Linked DNA regions of Mus musculus: regions 2, 3, 4 and 5 are each linked to region 1. A link is a loop called in an ENCODE intact Hi-C map of the cell type or tissue named here. Cell type or tissue: left cerebral cortex. All regions are shown on one strand. Links, peaks and the distances in the headings refer to the core of each region. The heading gives the core; the rest is flanking DNA. Region 1 overlaps Kalrn (kalirin, RhoGEF kinase). Region 2 overlaps Kalrn (kalirin, RhoGEF kinase). Region 3 overlaps Kalrn (kalirin, RhoGEF kinase). Region 4 overlaps Kalrn (kalirin, RhoGEF kinase). Region 5 overlaps Kalrn (kalirin, RhoGEF kinase).

Evidence for each region. Peaks named below come from ENCODE experiments on the same cell type or tissue, not always from the same donor. Only the 100,000 strongest peaks of a DNase experiment are listed, where the experiment ranks them.
Region 2: it touches region 1 in a loop (4-fold over the local background); 16 of 42 quality-filtered maps call a loop at or near these places.
Region 3: a loop joins it to region 1, with 2.1 times the contacts of the local background. A loop is called at or near these places in 4 of 42 quality-filtered maps.
Region 4: a loop joins it to region 1, with 10 times the contacts of the local background. A loop is called at or near these places in 19 of 42 quality-filtered maps.
Region 5: a loop joins it to region 1, with 2.2 times the contacts of the local background. A loop is called at or near these places in 18 of 42 quality-filtered maps.

Annotation. Positions count from the first base shown.
Region 1 is chr16:34,286,114-34,292,486 of GRCm38, forward strand. All of the region lies in intron 10 of Kalrn (kalirin, RhoGEF kinase), which reads right to left. Among named protein-coding and RNA genes, the nearest start is that of Gm41448, 170 kb to the left of the region's middle. In left cerebral cortex, for the core only: CTCF peaks have their summits at 3,727 (motif pointing left) and 5,383; DNase peaks (open chromatin) are centred at 1,178, 3,672 and 5,354; H3K27ac peaks cover 2,996 bases.
Region 2 is chr16:34,122,540-34,128,912 of GRCm38, forward strand. The region is part of intron 33 of Kalrn (kalirin, RhoGEF kinase); the gene reads right to left. All of the region lies in intron 1 of Gm41448 (a long non-coding RNA gene), which reads left to right. Among named protein-coding and RNA genes, the nearest start is that of Gm41448, 5.6 kb to the left of the region's middle. In left cerebral cortex, for the core only: a CTCF peak has its summit at 3,198 (motif pointing right); a DNase peak (open chromatin) is centred at 3,224; H3K27ac peaks cover 1,389 bases.
Region 3 is chr16:34,234,295-34,240,667 of GRCm38, forward strand. It overlaps Kalrn (kalirin, RhoGEF kinase), which reads right to left. Exons shown (of 60, transcript NM_177357.3): 15 at 951-1,117. Among named protein-coding and RNA genes, the nearest start is that of Gm41448, 120 kb to the left of the region's middle. In left cerebral cortex, for the core only: a CTCF peak has its summit at 2,888; DNase peaks (open chromatin) are centred at 1,385, 2,285, 2,718, 2,851 and 2 more places; H3K27ac peaks cover 4,920 bases.
Region 4 is chr16:34,189,768-34,196,140 of GRCm38, forward strand. All of the region lies in intron 25 of Kalrn (kalirin, RhoGEF kinase), which reads right to left. Among named protein-coding and RNA genes, the nearest start is that of Gm41448, 73 kb to the left of the region's middle. In left cerebral cortex, for the core only: a CTCF peak has its summit at 3,356 (motif pointing right); a DNase peak (open chromatin) is centred at 3,378.
Region 5 is chr16:34,205,223-34,211,595 of GRCm38, forward strand. It overlaps Kalrn (kalirin, RhoGEF kinase), which reads right to left. Exons shown (of 60, transcript NM_177357.3): 22 at 1-108. Among named protein-coding and RNA genes, the nearest start is that of Gm41448, 88 kb to the left of the region's middle. In left cerebral cortex, for the core only: a CTCF peak has its summit at 2,945; DNase peaks (open chromatin) are centred at 2,790, 3,440 and 5,119; H3K27ac peaks cover 531 bases.

The DNA.
Region 1 (6,373 bases), core at 671-5,670:
CAGCTCACCTAAGCTTAAATACATAAGCCTAATGGGAGACCTTTCATATTCAAATGATAACAACATTTTGTACTCAAAAATGAATGTATCCAATTATTTTAACTTCATGATCCTGGCAGCTTTCCAACACCTGCATTATGTTTTATCAATATCTTTTAAAAGTACAATTTTCATAAGTAGGCACATACACTTATATGTGATCTAAACAGTTAGAGTACAGAAAGAAACTTACTTCTGATGTAAAGATTCTATTTTAGTTTATATCTTTCAAAAGCATTTACCATGCTTCTGTCCTCCAAGAATAAAGTCTAAACTCATGTACCTAAAGGTCAAGTTTCTGGGGGTTGAGACTTCATAGAGCGTCTGAGCTTTCAAAGCAATACATAGTTATTTACTTTCTACTATGTAGAATCCTTTGCTCTTCACAACTTAACTGGCATATGTGTATGTGCACACACACATGTTCATATATGTATGTGTTAGAACCATATTACAAAATTTCCAGGAGAAGCTGGAAAATACCAAAGTTCCCTCCAGAACTACAACAGTACTTCCACTGTCTCCATCTGAGGGAGCAGTCTATGGCTTGTGTGGGCAGTCTATGGTTTGTGTGGGCAGTCCATGGCTTGTGTGTATGTATACCTTATATTTTCACATTATTTCTTCATATTTCTTACTACCCCCAGGCTATAGATTTTATTAAGACATGGAATGCATGGAACTCCCTGATATACCCTCAGGGATATAATCTTACTCTTAGAATTATTGTTATTATTTTTTAAACCAAGACTCTTCAGTTACTAGTTAAGAGACTGATTCATCAAGGCCACATGGAAATTTGATGCATTTGCCTTCCTGTGTCAAAAGCTTAAATGTGCTGCTTGTTGCATAAGGCATATGCTAGTTTATACAATTTGAAGGGGCTTTGTTTGGTGTTTGGTTATTTTGTTATTTTGTTTGTTTGTTTGTTTGTTTGTTTTTCTTTCTCTATACTACCTGTGTGGGGGCTGAGGCATTTCTGGTATTTTCTGGGATTATTTTCTCCTTCCACCTCAAATTCATTTAAACCCTTCTGGAAACACAGATCAGCAGGGTTCTCTTACAATTGGCTGCCTCTCCAATCTTCACAGGGAGTGCTTTACTCCTGTCCAGGAGTGCACCACGCTCACTCTGTAGACACAGCACAGAGACTTTCTAAAACACTTGTCACACAGACAGCCAGTTCTCTCAAAGCCTCCTCTCCTTGCCAGTCACTACATCTCATGGGAAGAGAGATAAAACCCCCGGTGCTCCAGAGCCTTTCCATTTGTCAAAGGCATTAGGAACACAACAGGAATGTGTTCCGAATGTGCAGGAAGTAGAACAGAGAAGGCTGGCCCACAGGTTTGATAACAATGCATGGTAAGCTTTTCATAGTATATCCAATGGAGGCTCCCACCTCAATTATTGACATGAAAGATAAACAAAAATGACCTTCAGAACTCTTGGCTGAGTGTTAACCCATACATAAAATATCTTTCCCCTAAGAGTGGTCATCACAAGTTCCTCTCTCCATTAGCTCAAGCTCATAACTTTTCCCTGGTGTCCACAGAGGAAACATCCTGAGTCCATCTTAAATGTCACACAAAATCCAAAGGGCAAGACAGCCCCTCTTCTCTTCACATCCTTCTACTCGCCAACTTCATGACATTAGTTTCTGAGCATTTTCTTGGCTTTCTTCTTCAGGAAAATTTTCATCTGCCTAAAAACCTTTCATCCTTGCAAAGGAGCCAGAGTGTGAAAGGGTATCTATTTAGGCTCTCCCTCCTCTGCCACCTGCTTTCATCTGCAGCTGCTATAAATGGTCAACATCTCAGGCTGAAGAGAAGATGTAACTGACTCCAAAGGTCCCTCCCTGTGCCACCCAGGCAGCCATGTTTACTTGATCACCAGATGAAGTAATGCTAGGCCTAGCTTTCACCCACAGTTCTCTTTGACAATTCCAAAGAGGTGAGTAATTTTTTTCCTCTCTTCAGAGTAAACTTTGAAGAGGGTTAAAATATGCTTGTTATGTTTTCATTAGAATATAGGAACTGTATGTCTCAATGCTTAACACCGAGACTTGATGGTGCGCACATATTAATGAAACTGGTTGTCAGCTTCCTTTCTTTTTGTTTGTTTGTTTGTTTACAAATTTTTTATTAGATATTTTCTTTATTTACATTTCAAATGCTATCCCAAAAGTTCCCTATATCCTCCCCCGCCAGTCCTGCTCCCCTACCCACCCACTCCCATTTCTTGGCCCTGGCGTTCCCCTGTACTGGGGCATATAAAGTTTGCAATACCAAGGGGCCTCTCTTCCCAATGATGGCCGACTAGGCCATCTTCTGCTACATATGCAGCTAGAGACAAGAGCTCTGAGGTTACTGGTTAGTTCATATTGTTGTTCCACCTATAGGTTTGCAGACCCCTTCAGTTCCTTGGGTGCTTTCTCTAGCTTCTTCATTGGGTGCCCTGTGTTCCATCCTATAGATGACTGTGATCATCCACTTCTGTATTTGCCAGGCACTGGCATAGCCTTATAGGAAACAGCTATATCAGGATCCCTTCAGCAAAATCTTGCTGGCATATGCAATAGTGTCTGGGTTTGGTGGCTAATTATGGGATGAATCTCCAGGTGGGGTAGTCTCTGGATAGTCCATCCTTTTGTCTTAGCTCCAAACTTTGTCTCTGTAACTCCTTTCATGGGTATTTTGAGGGCACAGTCTTATAATCTCCATGCACAACCCTGGCTTATTTGCCTTTAGTAATGCAAGTTTACTGATGACACCTTTGACTATCTGGTCATTATAGACATGCTGACCCACTAGAGTCCTTCCATTTCCATACACTTTATTTCATCCCAAATGAAAAAATGGATTTTTAAATGTACTCCGTTCATGTTTGAGATTAAAAAAATACAGAGTATCATATAGTAAAACCAGTAAATGGAGATTTATTGACTGAATTGCTTCATTGTGTAATTTTTTTAAGTTGTCCATTCTTTCCAAAATACTACACCAATGCTACGTAACTGTGCTTAGCTGCTCAAGTGTGATTTGGTATATTGAGACTTTTGGTAACATCTATTCAAATGTAAATGCTTCTAACTTGGGGCTATCTAAGCTTATAGAAAATCTGGTCTTTTACATAATGAGACCATAAAGCAGACCACTCACAGGGAAGTGCAGTTGCCCTCTAAAGCTGTGGGCATTTGAGCACTTGCCTACCACAAGGCAGTATGTCAGAACAATACAGCAGAGCTATATACTCCAGTCTGTTATGTGGCAAGACGCAGGCACATCTTTCCCCTCACAATCATGCTGCTAAGGGAAACAGCTCACCTTATATTTGTTTGCCATCCCAATGACAATATGCCTCAAGAATATAAATGTCTCTTAAACCTGCTTTATGCTAGGCTGGGCCATTTGGTGAGTAAACAGATAACTCAGGTTGAGGTTTTGTGAGTTTTTAGCAGGATCAGGGAGTATTCCCACCAGAGTCAGGGTATCACGTACTGCATAAGAGCAAAGGAGTACGCAGAGTCTATGGACACAGATTCCCTGGGCTTACCCTGCCTAGGCCCTCACTAGTTGCACATTGAGTATCTCCTGTCCCCATCCCTCTCGCAAGCCCTAGGGACTGCTGCATTTCCTGTGGCTTAGCCGCTAGGCAGCTTATTCAAACACTGCCATCTGCAGGACGAGCTGAAGGCTCTTACAACCTTTAATTCCAAATAAGTTGAATATCTTTAAGATGTATTCAAGAGTTATTAGGCACGAAAGTTGGACATTCAATGCTCAATATTGGATCACCACATTGGTTCTTCATATTGTTTACAGCGGGCAGAACAGTTGCCTTAACCGTCTTTACCTCAGAGTGACCAATCACAGATACCTCCACCATCCCAGATTGAAGATGCATTTGTTCAGGGGTTTTCCAGCCCTTCAACCTCTCTTCAGTGTTAGTCATTTCCTTCGCTTAAGTGCTTGCTCTTCCCCTCAGAAAACCAAACTTCTGGGGACCACAACAGATGTAGTAAAACAACTAAAGAAAAACCCCAAACTCCTGGATACAGAGAATGAATGCTAAGGCTTGCCTCTCACGTCAGAGCCTCTTAAAAAGGTGAGGTTAAATAATGAGGGACTCTCTAGGACACTGCTTATAGGTGACCCGTGGTTTGCCAGTCTACAACATATGTGACTCCCTTCTTTACCATCCTTACCACAGCAACACCGAACAACATGGAGCGAGGGCTGAAGCTTTCTGTCATGGCTCTCTATCATTATCCAAGAATTTTTCTGTGTTGATACACATGTATAATCCCAGCACTCAGGAGACTTAAACAGAGGACAAGTTTGAGGCTAGCCTGGACTGCTAGAAAGTTCCATACCAGTCTTGGTTACATAAGAGAGATTCTATATTTTAAAAAAGAAATTTACACTTTTTGATACTTCCTTCCAATAGTCCTCACCCAACTCAGGCCAGAAGCAAAAGCCAAAGACTAAATTTCTCCTGCTGGGATTGCTCTGTGCACATCTCCTAGTAATCATGTTCCATCGAGCAAAGTCTGTCTCAGGCAGGTAGCCACTGACAGTGCATTTGCTCTTCTTGTTGTCTGATTTTCTTACATAAACTGTCAATTAAAGAAGGCTAAGCAGCCTAGATAGTTCAGAGTGGGGGATAGGACAAAGAAAGAGGTTTGGTTGATGTTTAGACTACAACGTCCACCTTTACTGGCTTGTTCACAAGGCCTCATGACACTTGCTTAGGTAGTTTCCTTTTGTCCCCCTTGTTCTTTATAGAGGACATGCTCCTGAGACATTTGGAAGTTAGAACTATCTTCTGTTTTTTTTTAATAGTCTAACCAAAAGGCTCATGTACAGAAATATGAATTATTTCAGAGAAAAACTACAACAGCTGCCCAACAGGATGGTACTGTTGCACCCTCCCCCTCCCCATTCTTTGTTTTGTCATGCATACTGTGTATGCCAATGGACACTGAGAAATGAATTTTATATCCAACTCCCATATACAATAAAGATGGAACAAGGATACGAAGCTATATCTGGAGCTTGATATACCTGGATAATTTCAGCAGAGCTCCTGAGAAGCAAGAGGATGTGGCCACATTAAAGAGCTTTCTGAGTCTCCATGTTGTCTTCTATAAAACAAAGCTGACTACCTATCTAGAGCTCAAAACATTCTTTAGTATGAATTTATTCTAGTGGACTCTGCTGATACATAGAATGCATTGTTTCACATGTAAGGAACATCAGGCATTGCTGGAGGAGTCAGGAGAAGTGCAGTTGTGGTAGACACTGACTTACTCGAATGTAACAACACACAAAAGCCAACAGTCCCCCTTGTGGCCTACAAACCAAGACTGCAAATGCCTTTGAGTCCACAGCCTACTGTAGACAATGAGAAGACATCAAGGAAAGCTGAGCTGGGTCGTGGCTGAGGGTAGCTTTAATGACATGCTCCCAGAAAAATGAGGGTCTGGACTACAAGATAGCCCAAAGAACGGGGAGAGTAAAGCTATGGGATGGCTCTGCTCTGAGAGACCACTCCAGGTATAACAGCTCCACTCTTTGTAGAGCAGTAGTTTTCAAACTGTCGGTCATGACCCTCTGGGGAGTTGCATATCAGATATCTTACCTATCAGATATTTATATTATGACTCATAACCGTAGCAAGATTACATGTATGGAGTGGCAATGAAATAATTTTGTGGTTGGGGGTCACCACAATGTGAGGAACTGTACTAAAGGTTTGCAGCATTAGGAAGGTTGAAAGCCACTGCTGTAGATGAATGTACATGGTCTCTTCCACCCTTGTGTCCTAATAGACTGGATACCAAGAACATCCAGTAGCTAAGATATTTTAATCGGGGCTGTATCCTGTTTATCAGAGCCCTTACAGAACCCATGTCCACACAATGTTGATCAAGAGCAGTTTGTCCTACAGATCATATTCATATGACTAGGAAGATTTAAAAAAATGTGTTAAGCCATGGTGAGAGTGGCTCAGGAGCCCTCATCTCTTGCAGCTCATGGTTTCTGTAGAAGGGAGTCAAGTGTTTCTTAAAGGTGTGGCCTGGTAGGTAGAGGATGGTCCAGTGGATGTCCCTATACCCATGTAGACATGTGCAGTACATTGGACTCAGTAAGTTTTATTTTCATTTTTTAACAAAAGACACAAAGTCGAGAGTCAATAGAGGGTAGAGAGCGGATCTGGGAGAAGTAGGGGGTGAATATAACCAAACTACACTGTATGGACAAAATTCTCAAAGGACCAAAATATTATATTTAAAAACATGATAAAATAATATAACATAAAACCATTTTCTCAA
Region 2 (6,373 bases), core at 553-5,552, 160 kb before region 1:
TTTGACAATTTACTGCTGTGGTTTATCTTGGTTGGTTATAATGTCTGAAGCAAATGTGAAAAGCAACATTAGGATGCAGGAATATTATCACACAGCTCTGGGATTTCTTCACTTTGCATGGATGCCCGGGGAGCTGCCAGGTCCAATTAAGAGTCTACAATTCGTGATGTGCTTACTCTGTGTGCTCGCACTGGGCGATAGAAGGAGCCTCTTCTTCATCTTACCGTTTTCTACAGGGCTTAAGGGGCTCCATGGCCTCGAAGGCCTCATGGACTGCACAGTAATTAATAGTTGGAAGAACATGGGAAGGAGAGTTGGGAGGCCTCAGAGCTTACAGAGCTCCTTCTACGTGACACTGCCTATATCCTTCTCCTTCTCCATACCTGAATCCTCATTCTTAGGAGAAGAAATTGGACTTGGGGCCCTACTACCTCAGACATTCCCTGAGTAGACTGTTTCTGTATTCATGGTGGGAAGCATTCCTGTTTAATCACCTCGAGCATTTTTCTTTTCTTTTCTTTTCTTTTCTTTTCTTTTCTTTTCTTTTCCTTTCTTTTCTTTTTTCTTTTGGTTTTTCAAGACAGGGTTTCTCTGTATAGCCCTGGCTGTCCTGGAACTCACTCTGTAGACCAGGCTGGCCTTGAACTCAGAAATCTGCCTGCCTCTGCCTCCCAAGTGCTGGGATTAAAGGTGTGCGCCACCACTGCCTGGCCTGAGCACTTTTCATTAATGTGTTATATCGTTTGCCACCTACATCTGCATCACAATAAAAGATCAAGTTGAGTAGAAGTCATCTGTGCTTAAATTTGTCCATCCTCTGAGTCTAGAGTGATGCCTGGCATGTAGTGTATACTCAATGAATGCCTACTGAGCACGCCTGTGACTGTGTCTCATGAATTGATGCCGGATGTGTAGGAAAGCAGAGTGACTGCAACATGGAGTGCTCCCACTGACTGCAAAACGCAGTGCTCCCACTGGCTGCAATGCTGAGTGCTCCCACTGGCTGCAACACTGAGTGTTCCTACTGGGCTGCAATGTTGAGTGCGCCCACTGGCTGCAATGCTGAGTGCTCCTACTGGCTGCAACACGGAGTGCTCCCACTGGCTGCCTGTCTGTTTCCACTACTGTGTCCTAGGCCCTATAGTCCGTTTGCCCTAGGACCCTTCCCCTTTTAAATCATCTCACCTTTTTTGGTTTGTCTATAATTCTACTAAACTGTAAACTTGACAAAAATTACTTAAGGGTGAGTTGTAACCTTTAAGAACAAAGAGAATAGGAGATCATGTAGGTGGACATGTACAGGAGAGGCCAACCTGTTTTCATTATGCTTTACTTTCTGAATGACAGACAGTAGACATAACAGAACCATATGACTTAGTAGAACAGAGAGAGGAGATAAGGTGCCTGCCAATCAGTTAGCTTTGCATAGCCCCCTGACAGGCTTAGGAAGTAGAAGCACCAGGCAGCATATACTGTGTCTATGTATATGTGTGCACATGCATATATGTGGATATGTGTATACGTGGAGGTAAGGCAGGTGGATGGGTTAAAAGTCTGTAGAGACCCTTAAACCTGCCCTCTATCTTGTCCATCCTGCTCTGGAAAGTTGAAATTCAATGCAGGTCTACATACAGAAGTAGGAAAGTGGCCACCACTGTGTTCCTCCAGCCCCCAGAGCACTGGCAGCCAAACAGAAACATTTGGATAGATCTGACAATAGAAACATTTGGATAGATTTGACCATTGTTTACTGAAGAAGCCAGAGGACTTAGAGACACTTGAATACTGACATTGAGAGTCTCTCCACCAAAGCACATCACGATGACACCTGACAGACAACAGTCCTGCTCCTTGTACCAACATCTGGTGTACCTCATGCATGCACACGTATCCTCAGCTTCAGAGAAGCCTAACAGAGGCTAAAACAGGTAGATACATATGAGCAGGACACACTACAGTGTGGTTCTTGACCCGATGTTTCAAGAGGCTGATAGGAAGAATTAAAACCCCATCCTGGAGCATGGCACTAGGAAATATTTTACAAAAGGCCACCCTGAAGCCCTCTGAGGGCAGAGGAGGAGGAGTCAGGTGAGACACAACAGTAACAGTCCTTGGCAACAGCAGATTTCAAAAGCTACAGTGAAACAAAGAGAATGGCAAACTCCTCCAAAATTCCAAGGAGGAATCCTGCTCCTGACCAGAATAGAGCTTTCTACAGGCATCTTCAAAGCGGCAGTCTCACATGTCCTATGTCCTTCAGCCACAAGTGTTCAATAAAAACATTTTTTGTTTGTTTTTTGACACGGGGTTTCTTTCTGTGTATCCCTGGCTGCCCCCGAACTCACTCTGTAGACCAGGCTGGCCTCAAACTCAGAAATCCACCTGCCTCTGCCTCCCTAGTGCTGGAATTAAAGGCATGTGACACCACTCCCTGATTTATTCTCTATCTTTAAAAAATGTATTATTTTTCTATGCACCCACTGTCTGTTCTTTATCTCTGCCCCTCCCCAGGCTTCAGAGAACAGAGAGTTGATGTTGAATTTAGTAGAGTGTTAAGGGTAGTGGCAGCTACTCTTCATTTCTTTCCCACTTCTTTGCCTCTGGAGAGCCCACACAAGTTATCAACAGAGATATGCCCAGGAGGGCTAAGCAGGTCTTTACCCATGGAGGCGACAATCCCACCAAGAGAGAGGCCATCCCAGTAAGTCTTGAGTTTGACCAAGGCTGTCTACACCATGACTCTAATTGTGCCCATGGGAGGCAATTTCCTGCATCATCAGAAAGAGAACTCCAGCTGACCTTCGGAGGAGGCAGCAGACATGGCTGGGGGAAACATGAGATTAAAGAGAAGGACAAAAGCTGTGAGTTTCTCTGAATGCCTCCAGGCAGCCCTGCAAAAGGTCTGCTGTCATAGGACACTAGAGAGCTGAACATCGGAGGAAAGCAGGCCAAAGACCGGAAGTGATTGTTTTCACGGTGCAGACTACGATCAAGCCTCAGATGTTCAGCTGTGGCTCACAAGATGACCCTTTCTGATCACCCCATCTCCCCTCCTGCTCCATTCTGCATGTACAGTCACACACCCTCTAGATACCCTTGGCTACTGCTCCCTAGTCTCTGTGCCTATAAAGTGCAGCTCCACCTTCCCCTCCTGTCCTTACTATTTGGACCGACTTGGCAGGCACTGTTGGCCACTAGAGAGCAGCAACGGCTAGGAGTTAGAAAAGGAAACCACCAACTTGCTTAGCAGATGGCAGGCTCTCAAGAGAGTCCTCCTGCCCAGCTGAAGTACACTTCTAGTTCAGGCAGAAACCACAAGGAAGCCATTGTGCATCACAGCTGGTGGGTACCAGGTGTTTACTGTTTCTTGGGAAGGAATTCCTCATTAGGAAATGAGCAACCAGAGACCAGAGCAAGTTGTGGGGTCTGATTGTAACCTTAGCAAGTGTGATCCAGGATTCCTGGTTCTTGCCTGTATGCCCGTCCAAAACACTGTGCACCAAGGTGGTGGTTGTTGTTGTTGCTGCTGCTGCTTTTGTTCCTCTTCCTCCCCCCCTCCTCCCCCTCCTCCTCCTCTTCTTCTCCTCCTTTTTCTCCTATTCCTTCTCCTCCTCCTTCTCCCATTTTCCTCTTCCTCTTCTTCCTTCTCTTCCTCCTCCTCTTCTTCTTCCTTCTTCCTGCATGTCCCCTTATGGCTTATCCTGGGTTAACCACCTGCCCACCCAGATCTCAAAATACATTTGGACAAACTAGTTGAGATAGTTATAACCGATCTGGCAGTGCTGTAAATGACTAAAACTCTTTCTTCCGTCTGTTGGCCAGCCCCATGCTAACCTTAGTCCTCACTGTCAACCAAAGCCTTTCTGCAGGCACTTCTTTCTGGGCTACTGTGTCTACTCGTCTCAGACCATCCGGCCACGTACGTGCGGCCCCTAGGCCTGGACTTCTGGATCTCCCCATACGCCCAACTTGTTTGGCTTTTGCCTCTCCAAATATGTTCTCTACTGGGTTTCTGGATGATGCCTGGGCTATGTCCTGGTCATTTCTTCCCCTGGACTTAATGATGGTCAATATTCCAACTGAGATAGTTCTCTATTCCTCTTTGCTCCTGGAGCTCATGGTTCCTATATCATATGTCTTACATTCTTTGTTGGACATCCTGAACTACTTCTGGAACTTCCTCAGACTGTAACTTTTAAAGACATTTTAGGTGATTTGTGCATGTATGCATACTATAAAATTATTTTCTGGCTTAGCTATTGAAGTATTTTTACGGTAGATTTTTGTTTTTGTTTTGTTTAAGACAGGGTCTCTCTCTATAGCCCTAGACTTTGGCTGTCCTGAAACTCACTATGTAGACCAAACCTCGAACTCACAGAGATCCACTTGTTTCTGCTTCCCAAGAGCTGGGATTAAAGGTGTGCACCATTATGTCGAGTTTTATAGTAGATTATTAACTTTATCAATTTCCCCTCTTCTATGGTACTGTTTTAACAATGGAGTATCTTATAGTTCCATGGTTTATTATCATTAAAAAGAACTGTAGCTGTGTGTGTGTGTGTATGCATGCCTGTGTGTGCATACATGTCTTTATGCACATCATTTACTAAGAGCTAAGCGGTTCTTACTGTTTCCTTACAATTTTTGTCACTTTGAGCTTTTCTTGCCATAAAATAAGTCAGCGTTTCTATCCCACATGCGATGTATCTGTCAGTTGTGATGGCTATGGGAATTGGTCAGGCTAAGAACCTTCAAGACAACATGGTGATTGAGAATCTGGGTTGGAGCTCAGCAGCTCTGGATCTGACTCAAGTTCTATTACAGATTGGCTGTATCATCTGCGAAATGTTAGAGGTGTGGACATGGTTTCTCTCCAGGATTCAGTCCCACACTGAATATGCCACACTTGAATATGAAGGCCAAATTAATAGGGGGATGTTTGTTAAAGGAGGGAGCAGCTGGAGGTACCTGAATGGCAAGGCTGGTTGAGCCTCTGAGGCTGCATGTGATGTCCCCTCCAGGCCAGCCTGTACCTGGTCCTGCTAAATAGCCCAGTGGTGTTGAGCAGTCAGGGCTGAGAACATAGGATTTTGCCTCCTTTCCTTCTGACAACCATGGCTGGCAGTGACCATGATGGTGATGGTGGTGAGGTATTACAGAAGAAAAGTAAGATGTAGCTCCCAGCAGAACACTCAAGCTAGACTTAAGACTTAGCAACTATGGCAATGGGAAAAGTCAAGAGTATATACACCCTTCAAGAACCAGGGATGGGGATTTTATTCACTTTTAAATATGAGCCAATTATATCAAACAGGGATTGAGAACAGACAGGTCATTTCAGGGAGGGAAGAGAAATTTTGATTTAAACATATTTAAAATTTTATTATTCATTTCTTCCTGTGCTGCTTCCTCTGGATTTTGGAGTACAGTGGCTAGAGTGGACCAGCTTGGCTTGAAACATGTTCTGGACGGAAAGAGAAGTCAGGGATGGAGGATTTGGTGATGGAAATCCCAGGCTCTGGGAACCCCAGGCTGCAGCTGAGAGTTCCCTGCGGTAGTTCTCAGGAGGAGAACAGATTCTCTTATATCTTTGGGGAAAACCAGAACCTGTGGGAATGGCGGGAGGGAGAGTTTGGAACTGCACCTTTGGGGATGCTCTGGGCCTCCTTTCAGCATCTGGGAGGCAGAGGAAACTTAGTCAGGAATGGCCAGGGGCGACAGCTTTGGAATATCTCCTATCTCATCAGTGAGGAAAGGAGTGTCCAGATGGAGCCCAGAACTGGCAAATAAGAGAGAGCACGTCTACCGTGGGTGCCACTGTGGTAGAGCCTTGCAGAGAGGCTGGGCTTCAGGTTTTCAAAGGGGGCTCCCTCAGGGTGAGAGGAGGGGCATGTGGCACTAGGCCTTGGTTGGACCCCAGACCTGTCTTAATGGCACAGATGAGCAGGGACTAATGACACAGATGTGATAAAGATGGAGCCATCTCTGAAGCAGGTGCAGCTCTGCCTTCTCTCTCAGCCTCTGGAGGGAACTCAAGCCAGGGCACGCTGCTCTTTTTGGCAAAGGGTGGGAGACAGAGGTTCTCATCCATTGGGCCTTTACAACATTGTAGCATCTGTGTGGAGACCTGACACTTGTGCATAGCTATGGATCATAGCTACACGAAGATTTGTTTTTTCTTTTTAACATCAGTCATGAAGTAGAAACAAGGAAAGGTGTTCTACACAGTAGAGCAGGGGACAAGTACGGTAAGAAAATCAGGGCTCATTCCCTCAGCACAAAATGTCTGCCAAGGCCATAGAATTTCCCAGGGCCTAACACTGACCTCAGGCTGTCAAGCAAAGGAGAGAGAACACAAGGAACGCCAGGATCT
Region 3 (6,373 bases), core at 454-5,453, 52 kb before region 1:
GTCATGGACAGTTCTGAGCCACCACGTGAATGCTGAGAACTGAACATGGGTTCTCTTCAAGAGCAGCAAGTGCTCTTAACTGCCTAGCCATCTCTCCAGCCCCAGCACTGCTTTCTGAGGTAGGGTCTTTGGCTAAACTGGGAGCTGCCCAGTATAGTTAGGCTAGCATGCCAATGGGTCCCAAGGATCTGCCCGTCTCTACGACCCTACCCCATCCTTGCTCTGTGGCTGCACTCACCCTGCTGTGCCTGCCTTGTGTGTGTGTCTGAGTGCTGCACTCACCCTGCTGTGCCTGCCTTGTGTGTGTGTCTGAGTGCTGCACTCACCCTGCTGTGCTTGCCTTGTGTGTGTGTGAGTGCTGCACTCACCCTGCTGTGCCTGACTTGTGTGTGTGTCTGAGTGCTGCCGTTCCAAACTCAGTTCCTTGTACTTGTGTGATGAGCACTTCACCCACAGAGCCATATTCCCAGTTTCCCAAAGTGTTATTATAAGAACCATACACACATTGGAAATAATGATAATTGCTACTACTGAATCTTTACTTACCAACTCTGTGTCAGGAGCTGGACTAGGCACCAAGGTGCCCCAAAGAGAGCAACCTGGCTCTACAACAGTGGACTATAATTAAATTACTGAGGATGGATTTTTATTTCTCATGGACTATGTGATAGAATCAAGCACAGGAGGGGAGAGAATGCATTCAGTGAAGAACACTGAGAATTCTCTGGAATGTTCCTAGAACATCATATGTGAGAGGATTAATGCATTCATGGTTTGAGCCATTGTCCCACTGGGTCTTTTGTGACAACAGCCAGGCTTGCAGAAATTAATCCAACTAATTCACACCCCAGCTTCTTTTCTAAGGCTGGGTTACTCAGAGGGCACACCGTCTGCCTCCCTGCAGCCTGCAGCTCCGAGGGCGAGGGCGGGCGCCTGCCCGGCCTGCTCACCTGTTTGACCTCAGCCTGGAGGTGCCTCAGCTGGAGACACTGCTCTAGCCGCTTGTGCGTCTGCTCCGCATTGAGCTCCAGCTCGTGCTGCTTCTCATGGAGAAACTCCAGCAGCTCCTGCACCTGAGCTGCCAGGTCAAGGTCCTTCTCACAGATTAACTCGATTCCTGTTTGGAAAAAAAAAAAAAAAAAAAAAAAAGCAAACAATTAAAACCCAGGCAGCATGGAGCCCACAACATTGCTTTAATTATATAAGAAAGCTCGACTTTGGGAGTTGCCGTTATTGGCCAACTGCAACACAGCTCCCAGTGCAGCTGGACAGATCCTGTAATCGGTCCTCACTTAGGACAATGCCAGCTCGTTAGGACGAATGAATCCTTTGTCCAGGAAGCAAATTTCAACACACCAGGTCCTTTCCATAAGTGGAAGAGAGGATGCTGTAACTCTGGAGATCCATCCTAAGAGAGACAGCTCCTGGCAGCACCTGTTTGGAGACTTGCCAACACCCAGATTCATAAGCAAACTTGAGTCATCTTGGACATGATAAAGCCAAATCAAAAGGACCCTGTCTTAGGCACTCCTGCCAAGGGAATGTTCTATTCTAACTAGTTAGGTATAATTTATGATTAGATGAAAGTAGCCAACGACTTAGGTCTCCTAAGAAATCAATGCTATCTATCTCCCAAATATACAGGATAAGTATTCCCAACAATACCACAGGGACAACGAATGTCATGCACATTCAGAAAAACCTTCACCTTTAAGTTTTGCTCGCACACAGAGCTTGCCCTTCACTCTACGGACTCAGAGCAGGTCTAGGGCCAGTCACTTGCTGACATGTGTTTCCAGTGTTTATGAACATAGCTCCCAACCTAGACAACAATCAGCCTGGAGCACAGCTGCAGTCAGTACCCACCAACCAAAGGCTCGGTCCTCCCTCATCATCCTCCCTGCCTTGATCTTTCTGTATCCCTCTCATGACACCTGATGTGCAGTTATGCACACTTTCTTCTCTGCCCATCAGCAACAGGTCCAGGGAAGCCTGCCTCAACTGGATTTCTGCTTTAGGAGGGTCACTGATAATGTCAGATGGGATAAAGGGACTCGCTTTAGCTCATCCCTTCACTTGCTGGAGGCTAGACTTTTAGTCTTAAGTTGCAAAGTCAACCTGGAATGTTAGAATCATATAAAACTCTATTTTTGGCTCCCCTCCTGTGGGCAGAGCTGTCTACGCTTTCCAGATGCAGATGCCGGCATGCCAGAGACAGAGATGAGTTTCCGATGGTGCTCTTAAATTCATGCCTTCTTGGTTCCTGTCCAGGATGCAAACCGTGACCCATGCTGTTTCCCGAGTTTCATTGATTGTCTACTTATTTAGCCTTACCCTGGCTGCTCTTCTATTCTGATCCTTGACTCTACTTGGCTATGTGGCCTCACTGTTCGGTCCACATCTTTGCTCTGATTTCTCATTCTGTAATCTGTGACCCAAAGCAGCTGAGAATCTTATGGTCATATCCTGTGTGAGATACAGAAGAGTGGGGATCCAACTAATAATGGGGTTCACATTAAAATCCTCGCAGATAAATTCCCAAAGGAGCACATCAACCGTAACATATGGCCACCTACAAAATCAATCTTCACTGAGAGATGCTTCCATTACCCTGACACACCACTGGAAACTCATCCCTGTCTCCGGCACTCTGGCATCTGCATCTGGGAAGCACAGGCAAGTCCGCCCACACGAGGGGAAACTCATTTCTGGAGGCAAAAATAGAGTTTTATATAAGGACAATATGGGAGAGTGGGAAAAATATTTTCTGGTGTTACATGATAATAATTTCAGTATCTTTTTATGTTTATTTTTTTCTGTGAGTTTCATAATTCCAAGTCCCAGCTCCTGAAATATCTGTGGGAGATGGAAGAGAACGGCTTGTTCTTTTGGCAGCCAACCCCTCTGCCTACTATTTTCAGTCACCAGAAGGGTGCGGTAGGTAGAGCATCTTCTGGACTGAAATAAAAAGAACTGAAGCAATTTCTACTCCCTGTGGCTTGCCCACGTTGGGGGTCAGGGTTAGCAGGGGGTAGGGTAAAGGGGATCGGGGGATAGGAGGATAACTCTGACCTTGTGCTGACTTTCAGGAAATGTAATTTCAGACCCATCTCCGCTTCTCCGCAGTTACAGTGTGGCTCTGTTCCAGACAACCTTGGCTTCACCACATCCCTAGGATTCAGAGCGCTGGGCTTTGTCTTTCTCTAGCAGGCAGGTGACTGAACCCTGCCACTGTACGTGTGAATGGCTGCTCAGAGTTAGTGACTCAGCAAGAAAGCTTGCTCAGTATGTCGTTGAGAGCCCCAAGACCCAGGCTGTGCAATTCTGTTTGTTTCTCTTGTTACTGTCTTATATAATGTGTCCAGGACTACAGGGATGAAGAGGGCGCCTACTGCATCTCCACAATCTCAAATACAGGGGGAGGGGATGAGAGGAGCATACAGACTTATCCTGGCCACACCTAGAGGTGCCCATTCCACACTCTTCCTTCCTCTGCTCCCAGTCATCGGTGTGAGTTCCAGTTAAACCCTACCAACTGGTCCATCTCCAGACATCACCTCTGAGTAGAGTTTGCTTTTGTTGATAACACTGCCCTCAATTTAATGATAGACTTACCTGTCCTGCTTAGGGACAGTAATGATGTCCCCAACAATAAAAATTACTCCCAGTAATAATGCAGAAAGACAGGTTGTCTTTTTCTCAGAGAGTGAATGTATTCTCATTTCTTTTCTCTTCAGTGTCCCCCTGACAGGGAACTGGCTCAGTTCCCTCTCAAGGATGGCTTCTTACACCTTGCTCACATTGTCACTGGAATGTAGGCTCTCAGATGCTGGGGCCATGTTTGCTCCACTTGGCCACTGCCTCTTCTCCCCCTGTTCTTGGCTCATATTGCTCATGCATTGCTCTGACCAGTGAGCAAGCAGAGCTCTTTGGGGGCGAAGTGGGTTTGTGCAGGATGGTGGAGAGCCCTGAGGAGGGACAGGCTCAGGTTTGAGGCTATGCTCTGAAACCTGGTAATGGTAATCGTCTTGGCTCTGTACCTTTCCCCAAGCCCCACTCTCCTCATCTGTAAAATGGGAATGATAACCTACGGCTGCTGTAAGGACCTGGATAGATATATGATGTCTGGCATTTTGTCAGTTCCAAATACTCTTTTCCCAAATTGTCCTTTTTCTTGAGGGAAATTAGCGAGAATATAGTGGTGATTGCTGATGAAATTGCTGTGTCTTATAAATATAAAACCTAGTGACACTTATGTACTTAATGTATGTTGTTAGAAAAGATGGTATTTTGAATGTTACTGGACTGATGCTGTCAACATAGTTCACACTGGATTCATCTGGAGGACTTTTGAAAATCACTGTGTCCTGCGAACACCACAGACCCAGAATCTCTGGCTGGCTAGAAGTTGGCCATTAAATGTTCTTAAAGCTGCTGAGGAGATCTAACAATGACCGGGTTCATAACCATTCTATAAGATGGCAGTGGCCACAGCCCAAGAAGCAGGCATTCTCTTTTTATACTGAGTTGTAGAGCACTCACCATTCATATATATGTGTATATGTGTGTGTATGTATGTGTGTGTATGTATGTGTATATGTGTAAGTGTGTGTGTGTATGTATGTGTGTGTGTGTGTGTATATATGTGTGTATATGTGTGTGTATGTGTGTTTGTGTATGTGTGTATATATGTGTGAATATGTGTATGTATGTATGTATGTGTGTGTGTATATATGTGTGAATGTATGTATGTATATGTGTGTATGTGTGTGTGTGTCTCAAGGTCACAGCTAATAACAAGTGCCGTTCTAGTTTCTTTGGCTTTTAGGTCATGGTGCCACTTTTTTTTGATTCCTTCGACATGCTAGAATTGGACCCAGGACCGAGCACATGAGGCAAGTGTCCTGCCACTGAGTAATGCTCTCAGCCTCCATTATAATTTTAATTTTCTCAAGAAAAAAAAGAGAGCCCCGTTAGGGTCCAGAGTTGAGCATCCATGGTTATATTGCCAAACCTAGAAGGTTCCCGGCTGATTCTGTCCTTAAATTTCTCTGTTTACCATAGAGTGAGAACATCTTTTCTCTTTTCTCCATCCCTACCATTCATCTTTCTGCGACATTTTGTATGTAAAAACCAAGGTAAGAAAGTACAGAGTCATTTAGCCAGGTTCTTAGATCGATGTTGACTACTCTGGTTATACCTCAGAAGTCCTTCAGGACAGCCTCGGCCCAAACCAGGCCAATTAAGGATGGCTCCCTAAGCAATGAAGCCCAGACGCTGGTATTTCAAAAATGTTCCCCAGGTGGTTCTCAACATGTAGCTGTATTGTGAAGCACTGGCTCACATCACGGCATTGTGGAGCAGTAGTGAAGCACTGGCTTACATCATGCTTCTCTTCTCTCCTCTCAGCTCCAAGAGTCCACATCCCTACTAAGCCCAGAGCAGCTTTCATTCTGAAAAAGCACAGGCTTTCCATCTTCTTTCCATTTATGTCACAAATAAAATTAGTTTCCACCTATTATTTTTTCCTTCATCTGTCCCACCCACACTGATGCTCATTTGTGTTTAATTTAGCAAATGTCAGTACTGAGAACTTGCTATGCATAAGGCATAAGCGTTCTGCTAGAGGCTGCTGTGTAGGAGACCTCACTCTCAATGCTGAAGAGGCCAAGTGACCCCATTAGGATGCTCTACGGGCTAGAATACAAACACAACGCTGGATGCATCACCCTCACTGGAGCTCTTCCATGCCTATGTAGGATCCACTGCACCCTCATGGGTACCCCACATGGTGGGTTACTCTTCTCCAGAAAACGGGGAGGCTTGGGGAGATTGGGTGTCATGTCCCAGGATACCCAGGTGGTAAGGATGACCGGGATTTACCCCAGTATCACCTCTTACATTTGTGCTGTTGGTTGCATGACAGATGAGGCCATCTGCATGCACAGCTTACTTAAGTGTGTATTTACCTAGACCCTGGTGGTGCAGGCATGGAAGCTCTGATATTCAGGAGGCAGAGATAAAAGGACAGCAGGCTCAAGACCTGTCTGAGCCACACAGTGAGTTAAAGGACAGCCTGTGAAACTTAGTGAAAACTGATCCCCAAATAAAAGGTAAAACTGAATGAGGTAGAACACTTACCTCGCAAGTGTGAGGCTTGGGGTCAATCCTCACTACCAGCAGCGGGACTTTCAACTGCTGAGGTTGATAGTCCCAGTAGGAACAGTGAATTATAAGCATTATTTCCACAGACTGTGAGATTGTGTGTGTGCGTGTGTGTATGTGTGTGTGTAAGAGTGTGTACATGGTAACATATGTGTGTATACCTGTACCTTGTGTGTGTGTATGCTTAAATGTGTGTCCATGGCCATGT
Region 4 (6,373 bases), core at 898-5,897, 96 kb before region 1:
ACCTTGGTCTAGAGGACCCCATTTACAGGATTGTACTAGGGTGGACATAACAATTGTGGCCCAGTTACATGTGGATTCTGTGCTCTATAAGTGAGGTGAGGAGCTAGCTTTTATGCTGGAACTTGTTCAATTAAAATGTACAGTAATTGACTAACCAGTGCTACTTAAAATAGCCCCTCCCCATTCCCTCCTGAGGTTTACGAATTTGAGATAAAAATAGATAATGAAATACCGTGGCTGTATCAGATCTTTCATTTTATGAGCAATTCTGAATTTATTTTGTTAATCCAACTACTCTGAGCATACCATAAATATATATAATACATTATCTATATTAAATATATATAGTAAATATATTATATATTTATAGTATTATATATTACAGTATACATGATATATACACACATATCATATATAACTATATATAGTAGGTATGTATAGTAAATATATAGGATATTTATAATATATAATAAATATTATATATATGTATATAGTCCCAAGATGAACCTAAAGCTGAGCTGGTAAAAGTTCAACCCTTCATGGGCCTCTTTATAACTTTCAGCTTTCTTCTTCCACTGAGGGCAAGTATTGGCATACAGATATCATTAGAGAAGAGTATCTAGTGGTGGGGCAGGGGAATCACAGTATATTTTAAAGTGGAATGGAATTACTTACTTATCTGACATTGTGGGTGTCTAAGTCATGATTCCTTTCTACGCAAAAATGTTATAAAGAGACGATTGCACCGACTTCAAAGTAATGCGTGGAACAGTAGGGTTAGCTTTCAAGGATAAATGTTAACAAGCCAGCATTATTGGGATGGAATTTGCTTTCTAAAATGTACTGAAGATCTTACAAACAAAAAATAAATATATGAGGCCTCAGGTAAGCTTACCTCTGGGAGTGGGAAATGTAGTCTTTACAAAGAGCAATTTGATAGAACCATCAAATCTCAGAATGTCCTCAGGCTTTCTGGAGCCTAGGATTCTCTCCTTAGAGCTCAGCTACATGTATACATGACATATACTCCGAGCACTGATAACAATACCACTTATAATATTACTTATAGCCCATCTACATGTATACATGACATATACTCCTTTAATATACTCCTTAGCACTGATAACAATACCACTTATAATATTACTTATAGCCCATCTACATGTATACATGATATATTCTCCTTAGCACTGATAACAATACCATTTATAATACTACTTATAGTCCACCCACACATCCTAGCCATTGCTTGCGTTTTCAATGATATAGGAAGATGTTTTGGTGGTTAATATAAATATGTGTATAATTTAAAAATGCTTGGCAAGAAAAGAATGCTAATCATGATTAGTAAGATCATAGATGACATTTTCTTCAACCTATAATAATAATTATTATTATTTTACCTATAATACATGGTAATCGCTAGAGTAATAAAATAGGAAAGAAATTGAAAAATTTGGGGAGCTACCAGAACGCACCTATGATCATCTTTCACCTCACAAGCGTGAATTTTAGAGTTTCCTAAACTGACCCATGGAGCAAGAACATTTACAGTGTGATTTGGGCTTTAGAAATGCAAACACACTCTCAAAACCAATCATGTCTATTGCTGCCTTTAAAGGCTGCAGGTGATACATGTCCTATGACTTCTAAAATAGAAATAGGAAGAAGTTCTCAGGAATGCTAAAACTAAGGAGCAAGACTAGCTCTAGGCCCAAAGGGAGAGAAACATTTTTGTTGTACTAAGGCAATCAGGCCCATCATCATGTGTACAGATAAGGAGGGGTGTGTGTGTGTGTGTGTGTGTGTGTGTGTGTGTGTGTATTTGTGTTTTATATGTACATTTATTTATTTTAACCCCTTGAACTGAGTTTGAATATACTTTTACTGAGTGGTGATAGCTGCAGGTGAGTGGAATATGAAACTATTTGCTTTTAAACTTCGGAGCTCATGAAGGTGACAGTTAAGTTAGTACAATCAATATCATTCCACCCGCTTCCTGAGTTGTGATAAATTACAGCCTGAGTTCTGACAGTGGAACTGTACCACCCTGAATCAGTTTGGAGCGAGTCCCCTGCTTCTGGGGAAGCCTTCCTGGAACAAATGGCTCATGACCTTGCTCAGAGGCTGGTGTGACACATCAAAATTTTTGTGCATCCAAAGGTAAAGTTGTTGGAGCCCTTGTGTGTATGTGTGTGTGTGTGTGTGTGTGTGTGTGTGTGTGTGTGCTTGCTGTCATACCAGCGAGGTGAGAATAGGGAGGTTGTAGCACGGGTTAAAGAGGAACAATGAACAGCAGGTATAGAATGTGGAGACGGCAGTCGGGACACTGCTTCCTGGTGGAGCCAGGCTGCATTCCCGTGCTCTTCCCAGTGGAGCTTGCTAGGTCCCTGCAGACTCACAGCCTAGACTCTAGAGGCTCTTGACTGCCAGGGGCTAAGGGAGCAGTGAGCATAAGGAGAGATAAGGAACTGGAGGGAAGTCAGGAGCCTGAGCACACTGGAGAAGGAGCTATTCGCATCTTCAGCACACCTTGGGTACCTAGGCTGAGCATGGGCTTCTTGGCCCTGTCTCTCCATTTCACTCCAGAGACTTTCGTGTGGGTGAGGGATGAGAGGGCAGGCATGGCTTCCAATCTTTAGAAGCAAAAGCAAGCGTTGTCTCCTGGATGTGTTTCCCAATACCCCATTCACTGTAGCTAACACGTATGATCAGATGGACAATTACTTGCACACGACATACCAAGTAATGTTACAACGAGGCAAAAATGTAAAAAAAAAAAAAATTCTCCACTCAATGTTATTTATCTGTAATAAGATCTCTAACTAAGATGCTGCCTAGCACCAAGGCAGGAAAGCAACAATATGTGAACAAGTGAAATCAATGTTACCATGATGTATCTGAGCTTGATTGCTTTTTGTCTGGGTGTTTCGATTGTTTCCAATCAGCCTCAATGTTGCAAGCTAATCACAGCGCAAATAACAGCAACAAGATCACAGCTATCTTCTCTAGGCTCTGCTTAAAGCTGGCAGTTACCCTTAGACTGAGGGTCTGGGACCCAGGAAAGTTCACTAGCCTTTCCTTTTTTTCCTAGCATTGGGATATTAACGGAATGATACCTGGGTCCATGCCAGTCTGAGTAGCTCAGAAAGGGTCAGCTTCCATAAAACAAGGGGACAGAGCTAGATTATAGCAGAGGCTGCTTTGAGCTTTCCCAGTAGAAGGGATACAATTAATAACGCAGGCATTTGGGGTGTGCATGCACAGAAAGCACATACTGTAAGCAAGGAAACAGTAGCTGCAGCCTGTGGATAGCTGGAATCATGAGCTGCACAACTTCTTTCTCTCCACTTGGTGGAGCCAGTGCCTCACCAAAGCCCACTGTGTTTCAAAGGGAAGTAAACCAATTTATGTGACAAAAAGAATAGGAAGACAAAACCAAATCCAGACAAACGTGTGTGCATGTGGGCATGTGTGTGCATGTGTGTACGTGTGTGCATGTGTGTGTGTTGGAGGGGTTCAGGACGTGATTATCTATCTATTTATTTATTTATTTATTAGCTCATGAGAAAACACGTTTAGGAAACCACACTGCGCATGCTCCTGAAACCTGTTTTTCACCATCTGCCCCTCCTCTTCTTGTTGTGCCCATTCTGCAGTCTTTATCCCTCCCGTCCTCCTTTTCCTTCTCTCCCTTCCCTCTCCCAGATCTCCCTCTCCTTATACTCCACCCACTCTGCTCCCTCATTTCTACTGTCTAGGTATTTTGGTTAATTTCCCCATCTTACCAGACCCCTTTCCTGGGCCCCCTTTCAGTCCATTTCAGTCAGATTACTTCCACATGCCACTCCTTTCCCCCACAGTCCCCAAGGCGTGTCTGTGATGTCTAACCGAGGGATAAGATCAGCATCTGTCCCTGACCATCATAAGGCAGGGGTGACCTGAGCCTCTCTTACGAACTCTTTTCCCATCCTACCCATTGACACCCTCCCTTCAGAGGCATTTGTTCACACTGTCCCTTTTCATCAAGGAAGCCATGCCCACCTGTGGAAGCTCTCCATGAGTTCTATCTCAAATGCCCCTCTCCAGTCAGCTTGTCCGGCTCCTCCACTGAACAAGAGTGTCATCTTCTTGAACTAATTTTGTGCCTTGTCTTACCCCTTCTTAGAACTGTCTGCTTCTAACAAGAAGTCAGAGCCTGGACTCGATCCACCACTGGGAACAGCTTCACATCCTAATTGGAAATGGTTCGATCCAAAGACAACACTCCAGAAAGATGATCAAAATACGGTCAAGTGTGGTGGCTCACACTTTAGTCCCAACCCTCAAAAGGCAGAGCAAGAGGACTGCTGTGAGTTCCAAGGTAGCCTGGTTTATATAGTATTTTAGACCACCCAAGGGTACATAATGAGATCTTGTCTTTTTAAAACAACAACAACAAAAACAAACTAGTCTTTGTGTAGTAGCTTTCCTAATTTAGTTTTTTTTTAAGATTTATTTTATTATTATATCTAAGTACACTGTAGCTGTCTTCAGACACACCAGAAGAGGGCATCAGATTTCATTACGGATGGTTGTGAGCCATCATGTGCTTGCTAGGATTTGAACTCAGGACCTTCGGAAGAGCAGTCTGTGCTCTTAGCCACTGAGCCATCTCTCCAGCCCATGTAGCTTTCCTAGTATCTGGTCTTCACCCCTTTGTGTACCCTGACTGTTCCTGGCTGACCCTGGTCTGGCCATATCATAGATAAGGCAAGAGGGAAGGAGTGCAGTATAGAGGTGGCGTGACGGGGAGGCTGCTGGCCTTGGTCCTCCACCTTGTCCTTGCTGACAACTGATTTTTTCCCCCCAGGTTATTAGTGTAGAGGTGTAGGACCCAACTGACACAGCTGTGGAATAAATGGGTGGGGTGTGACTTAACTGTGAATTAAACTGCTAATATTTAAGGTTGTGGGGAGGGAGAGAGAAGACCTAAGAGACTGTAGTTAACTCCTTGGAATCCAGTGTCTAATCTTGAGGGGAAAGTGTGTGTGTGTGTGTGTGTGTGTGTGTGTGAGAGAGAGAGAGAGAGAGAGAGAGAGAGAGAGAGAGAGAGAGGGGGAGAGGGAGAGGGAGAGGGAGAGGGAAAGGGAGAGAGAGAGAGAGAGAGAGAGAGAGAGAGAGAGAGAGAGAGAGAGAGAGAGATTGTCTCCTGTCTACTGTCAGTCTTTCTACTATAAATGAAAGGGGGCTAAGCATAATTGTTGAAACGACCCTCTGGGCCCTTACACTACAGACTTGGTAAAAATGTTATTTTCAAACTCATATGAATATGACTAAATCCCCCCAAAAACTGAAAAGGAAGAAACAGAGCTAGAATTTAACTGAAAGGGAAGCATTTTAACAAATAGCTGTCATTATCAAAGCTGAATATCTAACACAGCAAAGGGAAAACAATTACTATTTTTTAATTGCAAATGTTAGATTTGGCAAAACTTTACTCTTTGGAGGATCTTTTTATAGAATACACCCCTTTGTCTAAGTGTTCCAGGAAGGCTTAGCAGAATGCAATGGAAATAGGCCTGAGTCCTGTGTAGACAGCACAGCCATTGTATTTAACTATATAAAGAAGGCTAACGTGTAAGTGTGGGGAGTAGAAAGCAGGGCCCTTATCTCATTCCAACCTCCAACTGGGGTGGGACCACTGCCTTTGTGAACTAAATCCTGCATATTCTTTACAGAAACAGAGAAAGTAGGATTTCTCTCCTTAATATCCACAAAGACAAAAGTTTTTGAGACAGATCCCAGCCACTGAGACACACATACATACGCACACTTGTCTTGGTAGTCATTTTTCAGAGACACCATTTGGACAGATCAGTAGTATGGCTGAAATGTAACCTCTGACCCAGGCACCAATTTCCCAGTGCCATAGCTAACTATGTCACTAAGGCAGGACTGACAACTGTCAACCCCTTTCTCTGTATTAGTGTCCCAAAACTTCCCTTCTGCCCTACCTCCCTTACAGTCTGGACTACAGGTGGATAACTTGGGCTATAGACTAGCCATGATGGGAGTATGTATCTCTCAGAGCCAGTGCCAGAACTACCATTTTGAAAGCATAAACAAATGGAGCTAGAGCCCTGGAAAAATCAGGTTAAAAAGCTGATGGTCTCAGAGGGGTTCAAATCCCTGAAGAATAAGTAAGTAGGTGTTATGGCAACTACATAGCTTCCCGGAAAGACACCCCAGGAAACTCCTGCATTTAGAAATCTCATTATTTTGCTGGTCTAGGATGCTTTGGTACTGATGCTGCAAAGTCATATATAGGAGTTTTCTCTGTACGGAGGTATCCAAAGGTGTTTAGTCAATAATGGCTTGAATGGCATTACCT
Region 5 (6,373 bases), core at 759-5,758, 81 kb before region 1:
CTTGTCCACCGTGGTCACCCATTTCCGTATCTCTGTGGCGTGGATGTGGCCCTTTTCCACAAAGCTGTCTGCTAGCTGGATCAGAAGTTTCACCTTCTCCTTCGTTTGCTGCACCAAGAGATGGCTTAACATTACTGGGTCACGTTCTTCTCGGCCCCCTTTGCCCCCCAGCTCCCTCTGCTCTGCGCACGCCAACTTTATTACTCACATTTTGGGTGGCTTAGAACAAATTATTAAAATCTCCTGTGCTGCCAGTTTCTTTACCCACAAAATAGGAATCATGAGAGCACCTGCTTCATGAAGTTATTGAGAACATTAATGGGCCAACAATGCCTACTGTTTAGAACATGGCTGGCACGCAGTAGGTGCTTACTAGAGCCACTGTAAGAAACTTTGCTGTGGAACAACACTCTCTCCCAGGTGTGATATGGCTACAACTCTCTTGAACTGTCAGCGGCTCTGACCACCTAAAGGACAGCTGTGTAAAACTGGGTCTATTGACTTTCCATCATGGAGGAGAGGTCGGGCTTCTGAGGCCTAACCTTCCCAAGGATTTATAGACAGTTGAAGGTAATTAGGGGCGAAGTTCTCACAAGGCCATGCCAATTCCAAAAGATATATAAGCAGCTATATATAGTTGCTTGGGGCAGTGACATTTCCTTCAGTGGTACAGTGGCTTGTAACTTTCCCATGTTCCTATAAGTACCCCTGCTAACAGTTCCTAGTGATTAGAACTGCTTCTTTGGTCTGTCACTGGTACCTTAACTAGGTGAAAGGCATTTGTTCATGTCTGTAAAACATGTAGAAAGTTTACACAACTAGTTAAATCTAAACGTTAGCCATTGTTATTGATGTGAGATCTCTTAATATAGCCATTTATTAACTTCTACGGTGCATGCTGTCATCATACATGAGACTCACATGAGTCTTAAAACCTCTTTAAGAAGCATGTGGGGGGTGCCTGTGATGGATAAGTCTCTGAGATAGATGCAAAAGCTTGAGGTTCAGCCTTTAGAGCTGGTCCTAAATGACACCATCAATAATGACAGCAGTGTTCACCTCTGATCCCCTGTTCCTGGTTCCTGGCCCTCTCTGTCCCCAAGGCAGGCACTAAACATTTGTGAGCTTGTACAGGCTAGGATCTGATGAGTCTGACTAGCAGACTTCTATCTGCTTTACTGAGATTATTATTATTATTATTTTGTCTTTCTGTCTGTTTGAGGGAGATATTACAGGCTAACCTGTCAAAAGTCTGACGTGTGTTGAGTTAAGTTCATTTGTAACACGAATATGTTCAGGATTTCCTCTGTCTACAGATCTCTGTAGAGAGCTGTGGGTTGGGCTTTGGGGATAAACAAAAGGAGAAATTAAAAAAAAAGTATTCATTTGCCCCTATCTAAAATCTCCAGAGGGGACAAGGTTTCCATACAAAATAGTTGATAGCTCGGGGCTTCATGTAATTGAATGTCAACGTGAGAAGTATGTTACAGCAGAGGGATTTTTCAGTGGAGGAGAGAAAGGCAGAGCTGTATGGGAAGGCAGGGAAAGCCTGCTGGGTAAGACATGGAAACGGAAGGGCGAGGACAGCAAACGCCTGCTCACCTTTTAGTATAAAAGTGTGGATTTTGAAACTAAAATTTATCAGAAATACCTGGGAAATCTTAAGGAAAAGGAAATAGCATTTAAGTAATATGCTATAAGGGAAATGTTCTTTTGAGAAAAGTAAGTTTGAAAGACAGCAGATCTTTCCCATCTCGCAAGATGCAGAGTGAAAAAGCTGATGAGCCAGACACCATGGAAAAGAAACCTGGTGTCATGGGGACCACTGAGAAGGGTGACCCTAAGGTGACAAAGCCTGAGAGAGAGAAGCCTGGTCCTAGTTAGAGAAGCTGACAGATACTCCCCAGCTGCTGTGTGTTCCAGAAAGTACCAGCACCAAAGAAGTCCTCAGTGGCTAAATCCAAGACTGAGAAGTGGAAAAACAAAGAGAAGATTCAAGCCAGTGTCACAAACTGTTCAGGGATAATGAGAAAGCTGGTGGCCGCGAAGCTAAGCTTTGTGGGATGCACAGATTGCCATCTCACTGACGGGATGCATGCAGCTGCTGAGCCACAGCAAAAGCCCTTCGGCCAGTGTGTGAGACGGGCATGCCATCATCATTCTGGGATCATCCTTACAGAATACCAGGGGATCAAGAGGGCGGTTTTCCTCACGCAGCTGTAGTGGCTTGCTACTTGTAACTGGACCTCCTCCCTCAATCAAGTCCCTTTGTGTAGGACACATCAGAGCCCCTGTCATTGTCACCTCCATAAGAATTAATATCAGCCATATAAAATTCCCAAACACACTGATGTTACTTCAAGATGCAGCGATAGCAGCCTCAGACACCTGGAAGTGGGATCCTTACCACAGAAAGAGAAAGATGAGCTCACAGAACATCACATCATCACATCACATCACATCACATCACATCACATCACATCACATCACATCACATCACATCACATCACATCACAAGGTTGACGTTCTCCTTGGCAAGCTTTGCCAAGGATCAAAACTATTCCTCAGTTCCTGAGCTACATGCAATCCATTCTCTTGCTAACAAATGGTATTCACCCTGACAAGTTAGTGGGCCGAACTTCTTATCAAGAACCTAAGCAAACAACTGATTTATCACAAAAAGATAGCAGAGCCCTGCTTCATCCCACCATTCTAGCCTCTGGCAGTCCTGACTACCCCACACACCCCTTTCCAGGCTCATCCATGGCCTTCCTAAGAGTGCCGAGCTGGAGAGGGAGCGGAGTGCTGCTCTCCCTGATGTGTGGCCAGGGCACAATACAGTTAGTCTCTCCTCTTTCAGCATGGTGGGCTGCCAGGGGCTAGAGTCAAGGGCTGGAAGGGCTTGGGGTTGAATAGAAGAGGTGGGCGTGAGGCTTGGAGGAATATCCATCCACCATGAGATGGCAGTAGTAACCATGCCGGGACTTGACTAAGACAGGAAACCTGGGATCCTGAAGACCTGCATGCCATTTCACTCAGGGTTTTTACTTTTTTCTTGTGGGGTAAATTTTTTAAAATTTGTTTTCTTAAAAGTGGCTAATTTTTGTTCTAATAATCAAGAACCTCTTCTTATAGAAAAGTCTTAGACGTCACTATTTTCTGTTCCTGGTCAGGTGGCTTGACTGAAGCTAGGGGAACCTAGAACAGAAGGCATCAAAGCTGACTGGGATCAATAAGGACAAAAAGCCTGTGACTGAGGTTGTGACTGAGATTCTCTATGTCCTCACAGAGGCCCGGAGTGAACCGTCAGCAAGCAGTGTGGTAAAGCTCTACCCCACCCGGATCCGCCTATCTTTGCAGGAGCCATCTTTGAGGTTCTCCACTGCTGAGCCACAGCCATGCCGAGTGTCACCCCATACATAGTGGGAATGGCACCTATGCATCCTACCCTCTGGCAGGCAGCCTTCCCTGCTGACAGGTGGGTATAGTCCCACAGTTCCATGTACAGGCCTCCATTTTAGCATGTGTCCTCTTCAGTGGGCCTGAAAGCTCAGTCTTCCACCTTACTCCTCTGTCCATCCTCACTGGCTAGCTCAGTCCATTTAGTGTTTTAGCTCTAGCTTTAGCTTTAGCTTCCTGCTGCGTGAGCAGAGCTAGACCAATCACCCCGATGGGGCACCAAGCATGACCATGCCCCCACCTTCCACCGGCAATAATATGAAACCATGTGACCTGTCATGTTCCTGCCTGCAGCTGATGAGATCAGAGGCCAAAACTGGTCTCAGAAGGGCAGTCTCTCAGTGTGAGTAATCACTTTTCGGTGTCCTGGCTTTTACAAAAGTCTGTTTAAAGAGGGGCGTGGCAGCATGGTGGCTCAGCTGAGGTCATTTCTCTGGAGATCTGAACTACAGAGACAGGGGTGGGTGGGTGGGGGGCATTGCAGAGTAGAAGACAACCACAGAAGAAGGGCAGGGAAAATAACCAGTAGAGACTTTGGAGGTAGAAACAGGAGGACCACATGAGCGCTGAGGTTTGTGCAGCACGGGTTACACAGTGAACTCCCTGCCTCTCACGGTCCTTCAGACAGACAGGAGCTCAGCACTACTAAGTATGTGGGGACGCTGGAAGCTGCACACACTGCCGGTAAGAGCTGCCTCGGAATTGGAAGTTCCTCCAAATTAAACAGAGAGGCACAGGATAGCTAAACCATTGCACTCTCACGTGTACATACAAGAGGATGGAAAGAACATGCTCACATGAGACTTAGACACAGGGTGAGTGATAACATTATCCATATGACCTCCAAACTGAACACTAGTCATGTGATAAACAGGAAGTAAATATCCATCTGATACATGGCAGAGCTAGAGCTGCATAATGAAATATTATTTAGCCATCAAAAGAGGTGACAGGCTGACATATTAAAGCACAGGTGAATATAGAAAACGTTATACTGAGGGAAAGAAGCCAGGCACGGAGAATTGCATATTAAATGATTCTATTTATGTGAACTGTCCAGCGTGGGCATATGAGGAAAGAAGGAGACAGAAATTACTCCTAATGTATATGGGGTTTCTGGAACTCAGCTGGGGTTCCCAAATGTACTAAAAATCCCACTTGATTGTAAAAAACAGAAAAAAAAAATGGAAAACCACTTTGTTTTTAGAAAAAAAAAAAAAAAAAAAAACAACAGAGTTCTGTTAGATGCTGAGAAGTTCAGCTTCCCTGTCATCAAGTACCTTTTCCCCTATAATTTTTGAAATAACAAAAAGTATCATTTGTACTCTTCTAACTAGATTGCCTAAAGGCCCACCACAATGTGCAATTGTGTGTCCTTATCTTCGCCAAATCTGTCTCATTTTTATTCTTATATTTGAGGGCTTATATAAAATTGCCTTTCTATATTCAGTGTTTCTTCGGCTTGATCTCGTCTTTGAGGCAGGGTATAATAATTCAGCATAACTCCTTGCACTATGCAATTGTGAGGGCCACCATCTTTCCTCTCTGTCACTCAAGGTCAGCTTGCTCTGCATAGCAAGTTCACTTCACTTGTTATAAAGACGAGAAGCCAGAGCTGACTGTTTAAGCTTGTTTCTGGGCGGAGCTGGGAGTTGGGCTGAGGCGGGGCAGGAGGCTTCAGTCAGAGGCTCCTTCTCTGAGCTAAGGAACATCCAGTAGCTATTTTGACACCAACGACTCTGAGATGGAGACCATGCTATATGGGAACAGAGTAACTACAAACAGACACAGTTCAGCTAGGAGGAAGACAGAAAATGGAGAGCCAAGCTAGAAAAGTCATATTAACATAGATTTGAGTGTCACAATTCTGAAATCTAACCAACATTCCTAACGTTCATATATGTTTGTGACCTCCCTTGCATGCTAATGCCGTGCCTGGGAAATCCTGGAAAGGTGAATTAAGGAGGTTCTTGTCTTCAGGGATATTGTAGGAGATATACCTGCAAGAGACTCCTTGAGATATTCAGGCTAATATAGGAGATCGCCCTGCACAAAGACTGCTGGAGAAAACAGGACTTGCGTCAGCTCTCAGAAGCCTGTCCACATGAGGGCTGAGCACCCCGAGGTGTTCAGCAGGGAGATGGGACCACAAAAGAGGTGGCGCTGGACTGGAAAGGACACTACCACTTTCCAAAGCACAAACTAGAAAGAAAGGACACTATTTTTAGTGGAAAAATGTATGGGTATGGTATGTGATGGGTCTCAAGGACAGTAAGAAAGCACTCTGCTGAAGTCCAAGCTAGAGCAAAGGGACAAGGGTCAGGGAGCTGTGGTGTGGGGGGCAGGGGAGCTGAACACACGGAAGTTCCTAAGAGATCCTTTAGAGATAAGAGGAGTGGGATGGATGAGAAGGAAGGAACGGCCAGGGGAAAGCAATCTAATGAAGACACTGCTACAGTTTAGGGCAGAGATGAGTGAAGAGGACAGAGCTACGAAGCAGACTGTAAAGGATTAACTAACAGGACCGAATCCTCTGCATTTCCACTTTGTTTATAAACAGACTCTGCTCCCGAGGCATCCCGGCTACCGCGGTCGTCCACCCACACAGGTGGAGTTGATACCAGCACCTCCTGTCGATGGTTCATTACTGACATCATGAGTACAGGACAGAGAGACCCAAACTGGAGACCTCAAAATCCACTCTCATTTAGATTTGAGCCGGGTTCTGTTCTCCTGCTACGGAGTAGTTATGCCGTTTCTCTAGCTGGTGTTGAAATGAAGCTCTTATCTGAACTCACTTCGTGGCAGGCAAAAGGCCCCAGAGCTCCCAACAATGCAAGGCCACCTAGCCACTCCTCAGTTCACAGCACAGTCATAATGTGGACAAGTACTTTTGAATATTGGCTCAGGGAGC